Regions from separate parts of the Mus musculus genome. Here region 1 is linked to region 2. A link is a loop called in an ENCODE intact Hi-C map of the cell type or tissue named here. Cell type or tissue: left cerebral cortex. All regions are shown on one strand. Each heading gives the region's core, and the rest is flanking DNA. Links, peaks and the distances in the headings are about the cores only.

The links. Hi-C counts contacts between places; a loop is a spot of excess contacts. Peaks named below come from ENCODE experiments on the same cell type or tissue, not always from the same donor. Only the 100,000 strongest peaks of a DNase experiment are listed, where the experiment ranks them.
Region 1: a loop joins it to region 2, with 22 times the contacts of the local background. A loop is called at or near these places in 2 of 42 quality-filtered maps.

Annotation. Positions count from the first base shown.
Region 1 is chr2:108,286,547-108,292,213 of GRCm38, reverse strand. Gm13912 (a long non-coding RNA gene) reads left to right here and starts at 895. Exons shown (of 3, transcript XR_374869.1): 1 at 895-985; 2 at 2,495-2,634. In left cerebral cortex, for the core only: no CTCF peak of the experiment used is centred there; DNase peaks (open chromatin) are centred at 1,964, 2,297 and 4,135; H3K27ac peaks cover 690 bases.
Region 2 is chr2:108,810,093-108,815,759 of GRCm38, reverse strand. No RefSeq gene overlaps it. Among named protein-coding and RNA genes, the nearest start is that of Gm39905, 68 kb to the left of the region's middle. In left cerebral cortex, for the core only: no CTCF peak of the experiment used is centred there; DNase peaks (open chromatin) are centred at 2,419, 3,194 and 5,001; H3K27ac peaks cover 255 bases.

The DNA of each region.
Region 1 (5,667 bases), core at 229-5,228, 520 kb after region 2:
ACTTGACACAGGGGAAGGAGAGAGTATAACATCTTCTTGATGTTTGGGGTTATCCTCAGTAAGTATTTTTATCACTTGTATTTATTCACATTGTAAATAACCCTGAGTGCTAATAAATCTTTTCCTTTTCCATTGGTAATTGGAAAGTGTCTCATATTCAGTGTACGTGGATTGTTCCTATTTTCTCGATTTTTATAGTTGTTTTGGGACATTTCTGATCTAAATGTTTCTAGTGTGAGGTAGGTATCAGTGCCTGTGTCACCCAGTAACACCTAGTATGTAGCAAGTTCAGTTATAGTTACAATAGATGCCAGATTATCTTCTCTGTTAAAGATACTTTGTAACTTTCACTTTTCAAAACCTATTTAATGATGGTTCTTAAATTCTTTAACCTCCCCTTTTTATCCCACCACCTACCAGAGGTAGTGGAAAAAGAAAGGATACAGGGACGTGGTCCTGTTTAGAATGGTTCATTGGAGCAACTTTGTCTATGCTATCTGGAAATCAGCAGTTCAGTTCACAGGTTAACAGGGACAGAATACACTGGCAACCAAGTTTGGTTCAGTCAGGTTAGCAACAGCAGTGATATGACCTAGCAGGAACAGCCAGACCTCAGCCTTGGCTTGAGTCAGCAGGAGGGACCATGAGAAATGCCAACAGTTCTCAGCTGTGCCTCTGTCAGGGAAGCAAAGATCTGCAAAGACATGAGACCCACAAGTGTTGCACAGCTAGCTTTACAAGCAAGCCTAACTCAGCCTTCATCACTATCTGTAAGTCCTATTTATACCCTCCAAACATCACTTGTTTTCCCTGGGTCTTATCTCAACACCTGTCTTGCATCAGCATTTATGTCTGTCTCAGCTGACAAAACTCTGCCAATCAGCATGAGTCCAAGGAAGCAGCAAGAAACTGCAGCACACCACTAGAGGTATTTTGGTGCATTTCTCTCTAAGGAGTCCAGGCAAATGCAGCTCCACTATGCAATGTAAGGCAGACGAATATTTGTGTGTTGCTAGCAAAGTATCCATCATGTGTCCTTTCACATGCTTGCTTTAGCAGAACATCCTCTCTCCTGTGTCTGCTAAAGCTAAATGTTCCTTCATGAGTCTGCTTTAGTTTTTCACCTGTGTCTACTTAAGCTTAATCTTCCTACATGTGTTTGCCCTAGCAAAACACCATCCAACTGACTTTCCAAAGAATCTGTAAGGTTCCACTTCCATTATTCAACCCTTCCCCATTTTTTTCAAGTTTTACATGTAAGAAAGCTAGCTGGATTAGTAGCATCAAGATGACATTTATTAAGTTTCATGGACATCAGTTTTTAACTATGGCACCTAGTTATAGCATATTGAGAATATGAGTGTTCAAACAACCCTAATATTCACCTACAGTTTATTAATAATTTTAGGTCACGGAATGCAAAGGAATGAACCTACATCATTATTATCCTCATCATTATCAACATTTTGTAAAGGTTTTAAAAGTTAAGAGAAATGCAAATGAATAAAATGATTAATTAAAAAGGAAAAATATTAGGAGAAATTACAGAAAATGAAAAAAAAATGTTGTGTCTGAGTAATTGTTCATTCAGAAAGAATACAGACAGCACAAGGTGATTAAGAGAGATTAACATGTATTTATGTATACTTATATAAATATATTAATACAATATACATGTATGTGTGTTTGTATATGCGTGTATAGATGTATTAACAACACAACACACACATATCTGAATTTTCCAAATGCAACTGCAATGTAAGGCACCTTTTATTATGTATATTCATGTGAGTAGAGAAATCCACTTTAGCATAGCTGAGAACTGTGTTCACACCATGGGAAAGCACTGAGTAGAGAAAAAGCATTTTTAGGCTTGGTTCTGACTGCTCTCCTGTAGCATCACCATCCTGTCATCCAGCCACATGTGCTTCTGATGCAGACCAGCATGCATATGCATAGCCATATGTTTCTTCCTTATGAGGTTCTTCATCTCTTCCTTGCCGTCCTATCCCTTGTATTCCACACATTGTATTTCACCCATCACACCGTTAGCCAAACAAGAAAAACTGTTGCTCCCCAGAGGCAAACAGAAGTGCCTGGGACATGTGAGGGTTGATCTATTCTGACCTTGTATGCTATGATTATGTTTCTGGGTGACTTCTCTGATTTGTCATCACAGAGGATAAATTAGTAGTTTTCTCTGCTTTGTGAGTTGCAGTGTAGGCTGAAGTTCTTTGCCACCCCTTCACTTTCAAATGAATTAAGGTTCTTAGAATAACCTAGAGGAATTGAGTTTTGCATGTGTTTCTAGCAGCTTTGTCTGCAATGTAGGTGATCTAAACTGCTAGGACACCCAAGAGAGTGCTGGTGAGAAATGCCATCTGACTCATCATCACCCATGAGATCCAAGTGTGAAATGTAGGGCGGGGTCTAGTGGGAAGGAAACAGGGCAGAATAGAAATGGAAAACCATGGAGAAGCTTCTCTTCCTCCAGGTCAACTGAAACCACAGACATTTAAAGAAGAATCACACTCTCCTCTCTTGATGGAACATCATTCAGGAGTACTACTACCTCCAAGAGAAATGTCATGAGGATTTGCAGAAAAAGGAAACTTTGGGAAGAGAAACTCAGTGGTAAGAAATAGCTCACAGAGTAGTTAGTGTCAGAACTCCGCATTGACATTAAGAATCTAAATGCATCTATATAACATTTAGGGACCAATATAAAGGAAAATCTGGATTTCCTCATATATAAAGCTCAAAATTGTATACCAAAGTTGTTGGGTTTTTTTTTTTTTTTTTTTTTTTTTTTTTTTTTTTTTTAAGAGGCGTTTCCTTTTGTTCTGTGTTCTTGCTCTTAACTCATGGTTGAGCACAATACTGGATTCTTACTATCACTCTAGATGGATAAAATGCATTGATTTATTGGCATGAACTTTATAATTTTAATTTGTGCAATGCTATTTTAAAGCATTTAAAGGTATTAACTCACCTAAGAAACCATAAGTTACAGAATCCAGATCTTCCACCTTATACACACAATTTAGTATCTTCATCTTACAAGAATAGTAGAAGCACTGCAAACAATTAGCTCAAAGTGCTAAAAACTAAACTCAGTGTTCAGCATAATAGTCAAAGAGCTTGCCACAGACTATGCCCTTAATTCTATGTTACTTGACACACACACAAAAATGTGTGTGTGTGTGTGGGGTGTGTGTGTGTGTGTGTGTGTATGTGGTATATGTGATATATAGCTATAGATGCATTCTTTTGTTTTCGTGTTGATGAATAATTACAGGATGAAAAATAGAACTATAGAATGCCATATGTGTTCTTTTGTATGTCCCTGTGTTAGACTCAGTGGTTGACTCACAGAAGAAAGTGATAGGATAATCTTCAACATTTCTGAAGAAGGAAATAATAGTTACAGCCTAAATAGATTAAGCATACTGTGTTAAGTAAAATTAGTTAGAGAAAGAAAAACCTATATGACTCTACCTTTATAAACAGTATGATATAGTCACACATAAAATCCAAAGTTCTTAAGGACTAAAAGAGAGAGAGAGAGAGAGAGAAATAGACCAGCTGATTAACAGGTATAAATATTCAATCGTACAAGATGAGAAAACTCCAGAAATCTTCTATGTAACATCTACCCACTTAAACATTTTAGATTATACATGTGTAGTTTTCTAAAGGGATAAATCCCTTATTAAATATTCTGGTAGGAGGATGAGGAAAAAAGGAAGAAAGAAAACATGCAGAAACTCCATAAAATATAGTATTTTAGCAATGAGGAAAAACATAATAACTGGAGGTCTGGGGGAACAAGCTTGGTTCTGGCAGATTCACCAATCTATGCTCAGTCTCCCTTTCCAATACACTAATTAAATAGGCTCAGCCACCCATTCCAATACACTAATTAAATAGACATGCAAAGAGAAAGCACAGCGGAGATTTAATCAATATGTATTGGAAAGAGGAAGAGATGAAGGGAGCCATTGTCCCAATGTTTGTGTGCAGGGTATTAACATGGCTTTTAAGCTTAAGCAGAGAAAACATTACAACAGAGGTAGTCCTGGGCAAGGTATAGTCTGGCTGGTCATTGTCTGTTCTCATTCTACATGGTGGTTTAACGAGCTCTAATTGCTTGAGGGACCAAGATTGTTCTCAGTAGAGAATTACTCATGCTCCAGGTTCTGGGTTGCTGCTGAAGATACTACCCTCCTATGAGTCATGTTCTATCTGTGAAGCAGCCTTTTTACTAGAATCAAAGGTAACTGCTCAAACCTAAGGTGACTGAATGTTTAGGTCCAAGACTGAAGTATTCAGGTACAGTCTGATGGTCTTTAAAAACAGCACTGTAATGAGATAACAAAAGCTGTCATACTTATTGTCTTAGGGTTTTACAGCTGTGAACAGATATCATAACCAAGGCAAGTCTTATAAATGACAATATTTAATTGGAGCTGGCTTACAGGTTCAGAGGTTCAGTCCATTGTCATGAAGGAGGGAGCATGGTACATGAGGAGCCAAGAGTTCTTAATCTTCATCCAAAGGAAGCCAGGAACCAGCTAGGCATCCTTAGGCAGTTAGGAGGAAAGTCTCCAAGTCCACCCCTACAGTGACACACTTCATCCAACAAGGCCACACCTTCTAATAGTGCCACTCCCTGTGATGAGCATATGGAAACCATTACATTCCACTCCATGACCCCCATAGGCTTGTTCAAACATGAGTCTATGGGGGCCATACCTAAACATAGCATAATGCAAAATTCATTTAGTCCAACTACAAAAGTCCCCATAGTCTATAGCAATCTCAACAGTTTTAGAAGTCCAAAGTTCAAGGTATCTTTTGACAATCATCCAAGCACTTAACTGTAAACCCCAAAGCAAGACAGGAAACCAGCTGGACAAACTCCAAACTCTGCATCTCCATGTCTTATGCAAAGCAGACTTCAGATTTTCAACTCCCTTTTATCTTTGTTGCCTGCAACAAAGTTCTTTCTCCGAGGCTGGATCTACTCCCTGCTAGCATCTTCTTCTTCTTCTTCTTCTTCTTCTTCTTCTTCTTCTTCTTCTTCTTCTTCTTCTTCTTCTTCTTCTTCTTCTTCTTCTTCTTCTTCTTCTTCTTCTTCTTCTTCTTCTTCTTCTTCTTCTTCTCTTCTTCTTCTTCTTCTTCTTCTTCTTCTTCTTCTTCTTCTTCTTCTTCTTCTTCCTCTTCCTCTTCCTCCTCTTCCTCTTCCTCTTCCTCTTCCTCTTCCTCTTCCTCTTCCTCTTCCTCTTCCTCTTCCTCTTCTTCTTCTTCTTCTTCTTCTTCTTCTTCTTCTTCTTCTTTTTAAGATTTATTTATTTATTGTTTGTAAGTACACTGTAGCTGTCTTCAGACACTATAGAAGAAGGAATCAGATCTCGTTACAGATGGTTGTGAGCCACCATATAGTTGCTGGGGTTTGAACTCCAGACCTTCTGAAGAGCAGTCGGGTACTCTTACCCACTGAGCCAACTCACCAGCCCCATGCTAGCAGCTTCTGTTGGCAGGCATCCTGTGGCTCTGGCATCTTTAACATCTTGGGGTTCCCAGTCAAATTCAGTTTTATAACTTCTTGTTCCAGTGTCTGGTATCCACACATGATCTTCTGTGTTCCTCAAAAGGGCTGGTGTT
Region 2 (5,667 bases), core at 275-5,274:
AATATTATGAACTAACCAGTACCCCCTGGAGCTCATGTCTCTAGCTGCATATGTATCAGAAGATGGCCTAGTCTGCCATCAGTGGAAAGAGAAGCCCATTGGTTGTGCAAACTTTATCTGCAGGGGAATGCCAGGGCCAAGAAGTGAGAGTGGGTGGGTAGGCCAGGGCCAAGAAGTGAGAGTGGGTGGGTAGGCCAGTGGGGGGAGGGTATGGGGGACTTTTGGGATAACATTGGAAATGTAAATGAGGAAAATACCCAATAAAAAAAAAAGAGTCCTAACTCTGAACTGACCTCGTACTACCAAAACACAGAAGGTGCTCATTACTGCATGCTTATATTATTGTGTTAACCTGCTGACTTTTAAAGCTATATTCCAGTGAGTTTTAATGTGCACCGTTTTTAAAGCTGCATGATGCTTTGCTAGGAGGGTTTGACTCATGTATGTAGAAATTTCTAGTAACTTTTCAGACCTCCTCTTACTGTCACCCAAGAGCACTCTTCCAACTGTGATGACCCAAAGCTACCCAAACATATTGCCAAAGTTTCTCCAGTGGATGGAGGTAGACATAAATTACCATCCATTGAGAAAACAGTCTATTGTCCTACTGTGAAGTCATCTTACCTAGCTGAGAGGTTAACTATGAATAATAGTCACGCCCTGATAACTCCTCAATTCAGAAACTACCAATGAATTTTCATTTAGCAGACATGTTCCTACTTTTGCCTATCTGTCAAGTCCATCAGTAATTGGCTCTAGCTACCCTTTTTTTGGAGCAGGGATTTTTGAAGTTTAATGCACTGATGAATCACCAGAATATTTATTTTGGGTGGAAATTTTTATCTAATGGATCTATGTGAGGCCCAAGACTTTGGTTCTCTAACCATGTCCATGCAAAGTTTATGCTACTGTCCTACATAGCATTTCGAATTAAAAAGCTTTAATATATTTCAGTTTAGTGCTTCAGTATCTGCTAAGGGCTTGTGAAGAGTCAGATCTATCTAAAGTAGGGCTCACAACCTGGTGGGTGAAAATGATAGTGGAATAGCTATAATAAAGGTATGCTTGGTACTTTGGGAACAGGGATAGAGATCTAGGAAGATGCAAGTGGGAAAGACATTTGTTTTGTCTGGGACTGGTGTCTGAGAGGGGAATAACTGATGATAAGAGAGAGGTTTAATGGCAAAGTGGTCCTGTATTTGGACATGGAGTATAAGTAGGAAATCTACAAAAGGGAAACTCAAGGGAAACATTTTCCCAAAGAAAATGCAAAAGCAGAGAAATACAAGCTTCTAGTACATTAGAAGAATGGCGTTTAATATGGTTGGAGCCTTGGCAAGGACTAAGCCTAATGAGGGTCTGAGAAGTCGCCTTTAGTTTTCAAACCTGCTCTGTCAAACTAAGCTTTTGGGGTTTTCTAGGTTGGTCTGAGAGGATCACAGATGGGATTTAAAATAAGAAGTCAACATGACCTGAAGGATCATCCTGCCTTCAGTGTAGCTAACAGAACCTGGCAGAGGTAGGAATTAAGAAGAATGAGGACAGTGGGGCCGAGATAAACTGTGTGCAGCTTACTCATAGCAGTCTTTGAACTGGTAGTGGGCACTTTTTCCCAAAACATGTCATTAGAGCTATGCAGAATACACACCATGAGCACTGTGCATATGACCAGAACACTTCTCATGATCTGGATGTTAAACATTGGGAATTGGTGGGATCCACATGTCACTGCCACCTGCAAGTGACTTGCCAGACGGATTGGAATGAAGATTGAGAAGTGATCACAAAATAACATTCCTTAATTATTTATAGTAAAATTGAGCAATTTGTTTTTAAACCAATATAGTAGCTGTTACCAGAGGACTATTGGATGTCTGTCACTTCTAAATACCTGCACATGTTGAACTTGCCTTCCAGGAATGTGATCTTTTAGCCTAAGCAAAAGAGTTGTGAGTAAAGGAACATGTTTATTTTAGTGTGGGGTGTGAATATGATCCAGATTGAGTGCCTTGGTTATAAATGTACAGCCATCTCTTATGCTACACCTTCTAAAACATTTCCTGTACAATTCTAATTAAGTATTTATCATAGCTTTATAGTGAAGATGGGAAAGTTAGCTATTTACAAGATGGAAAAAAAAACTAAGCTAGGGTCAGATATCAAAAATATTTGTTCAAGGCCACTAAACAAGTTAGTATCAGAGCCAAGATTTGAGCCCTAGGTTTCTCATAGACTCTAGCCACAGTGTCTGCACGTTCTGCTCAGGCACTGTTGTATAGCAGATCATCGGAAATGAGGCGATGAGGCAGGAATAGACACTCTCCCTTGCATGCTAATGCCATTTTCGCCCTCACAGTGCTTTCCCAACTGTGATCTCAGTTACTGTTCACAGCCCTAGGTGCTACTCCAGGGTGCTCATTTAGGCTCGTTGCTAGGTGCAGATGAGCTGAGGAGTCACAGGCTCCCTGCTCCTGGCTGCACTGCAAGCTGTGGTTGCTCTAATCATTCTGTCTGCTGTTGCTATCAGAGACAAGACACTCCCATCCTTGTTTCTCTGTCCCTGTGCCTACTTGTGATTGCAGTCTATCTTAAACATTTCTGTATTTAAAGGACACGACAAGACTTCAGGGAGTTACTAAATAATGATGATTAAAAAAAGAAAGTAAAGTAATGTATGATAAAATTGTTGAATGCTACATATAGTATCATGTAGAATATCTTTAAAATAGAAAATGTTCTAATTTAGTACAAACATTATTATATTGTAATAAATATGTATGTTATAATATTCCATTACAGTGTCTAAAGGAGAGAAATATAAGGTTTGATGCAGTAGATCTAAAATAGGAAAGCCCAATTGCTTTAAGCTTAAAGGTCATCAAAATAAAAAATCCCCACGTCTGATTATATTAGATTCCCCTATCTAGGACATGTTACGGAGATCCATACAGAAAAGGAACTTCTTCCCCCGTGACATATCACATTAACTATCCAGAATGCAGCTACTTTCATATAATGAGCTTTCCTTCCTTTTCTTTTGTAAAAACATTTTTTTGCATGCACATGAGTATATGTCTGAATATATATTTATATATGAGACTATATATATAGATATGAGTGTGTCTAAAGCAGCTTACAGTAGTGTTGCTTGGCTGAGTAGGAGGTGCTACAGGACTGTGCTATTAGTGAGCCAGAGGTAGGAGGTGGCTATGGCTGATGGGCAGGAGTGTGAGGTAATTGCAGGGTAATACTGTCTGCAGGTATTTTTAGATGACACCAGAATGAAAGATGTTGGTTAGTGGTGATGGTCTTCCTTCTTCTAGAATGCTGTTATGAAACATGCAAAATAGAAGATAAGGGCTGTGAATTTGGAACAGACCATTTGCCCATCTCTACTAGAGAAATGAATGGCAGAGGCTTGACTAGCTGTATTAGGGTAAAGTAGGATTTTAATTTTTTTTTTTTTTTTTTTTTGGCATCCACTGTACAAGTTTGGGGCTATGCCTTCAGAATCCTGTTTTTCTCTCAATAATTCACTGAAAATTAACTCATCTTTTTATTTTGTTATTCCCCCCTTTTTGTAAAGTAAAAACTGACTTGTACACTTATTGGGGCAGTGTTTCTTGTTCAACAAAGTTAGCTATCCATTTTCTTCATTTTTTCTCAATTGACTTGCTTTCCCTGGGGCTTTAAAAAGGGTACATACATTACAGTGTTCCAGAATTTGATACACTTTTTGGAATTTTAGTTTAATACCATGTTTTCTTTTTGAGAAATATAGCAACTCTAATCAAATAGGATTAGGAAGATGAAAATGTTCTAGAAGCTATGAAATTTTTATAAAGTTACTGTCAGTTTTTGTAATTCTGACTGTCACATTATTTAAAATCAAAACCTAATTTTCTCCATTTCATATCCAAATATTTTCCAGACCTTAGTCATTGTGTCAAACACCTACCACTCATATGACACACTCTTAAAATAGAATTCTACGTATAATGGAGGATTTTTTTTTTTTTTTAGGATGTACGTCCCTGAGGTCAGTAAGATAATTTATTTTTTGGGATAATCCAATCCTAACTATGCCAGACCACACTTATCATTCTGTTCAGAGATGACCAAGAGCAAGTCTTTTGAATTTCTTTGGAAAGTTTAATATGAAATATAGAATTTATAAGTCCCTTCCTTTTTCATTTAATATGAGAATACTTGAGGGTGTCCTACGAAAATGTAAAAATTATAATACAATCATGCTCTATAGAGTAAATTACTCAATTTGGTGTGGAAGTGCACTCTTGTGTTCCCAGAATTTGGATGGAAAAGACAGGAGGATGGAGAATTGTTGCAAATTAATTTAGAATGTTTTTAGCAGTTAATTCCAGGGCCTGGGCAACATAAGATTAAACACTCTCCAACAAGACAAAACAATCCACCAATACTCCTCTCCAAACTTAGACTTTTGAAATGATGAAGCTCTTCAAGTAGAAAGGAACTTTACTTCCCCCTCTGGTAAATTTGGAGAATACTTTGATATGTACTTTACAGTGTCAGAGTATGACTTTGCAGTTGTTTGCACCAATTCTTGGGAAGATGCTTATTCTCTTGCTTATATTTCTTGGATTGTCAGGATCATACTTTGAAAAATTGTTCTTGGGGTCATTTTTTTCTCTTCTGAACTTTTCTCACCCTGTTGACCAAAGTTGTTGATAAATAATTTCCATTTGGCTCCAAACCAAATCTTCCTTATTTAATAAGAAAATAATATTCATTGTTGGTATTTAATTAGAGATGATAAAGGAACAAGTAGCAGAAAGGATCTAAGACTTCCACCAGGAAAACTGGATCTGAGTGATGACTACTCCTTATTACATAGTCCATCTTCATCTGTTACTTCAAAATTCTCAGCCTTCTTTCTTTGTTCCTAAAAGAAATTGGATGCAGGAAACTGCCTCACAGAGTTATGATAAAAATGGATCTGCCATATGAAGCAGCTATTTCATCACTCGGGTATACATCTAAAGAAATGAAACCAGCAGAGTGAACAAGATGCATGGCCATATATAACTGCAGCATCGACATAGCTCCTAAGAGATGGACCCAACCCAGGTGGCCATAAATGATGAACTGATAAAGAACATTTTGTACCTCTATATAACATAATATTACTCAGTCATAGAGAAGAATGAAATGCTATCTCAAAATACATTAAAATACAGACGAGAAACATTATGTTAAATGAAATAAGCCAGACACAGAAAACCAAGGACTGCATGCTTTCCCTCAGACCTGAAAGCAGCAAGCATCAGACGTGACTGTTGAGGAGTAGGTATGGCGAAAGTTGTGTGGGACGAATAAAGGAGGCTGAGTTCGACCAGTGCATACTTTATATATGTTGTGAAAATGTCAGTGGCTGCCACTAGTATGATCAATTAAAACATTTTAACTAAAAATTATATAAAACAAGACTGAGATAGGTTAGTCAGTAAAGCATGGTTCTAAGAGCACAAGGTCAAAATAAAACAAAACAAAACAGCACAATGATATGTGCTCACAATCACAACAATGAGAAGGCAGCAACAGCTCGGGTCTCTCTAACCAGGCACTGCAGCTTTCTTGGTGAGTTTTGGGTGAATTGAGATAACCTGTCTTAAAAAAAGAAGAAGAAGA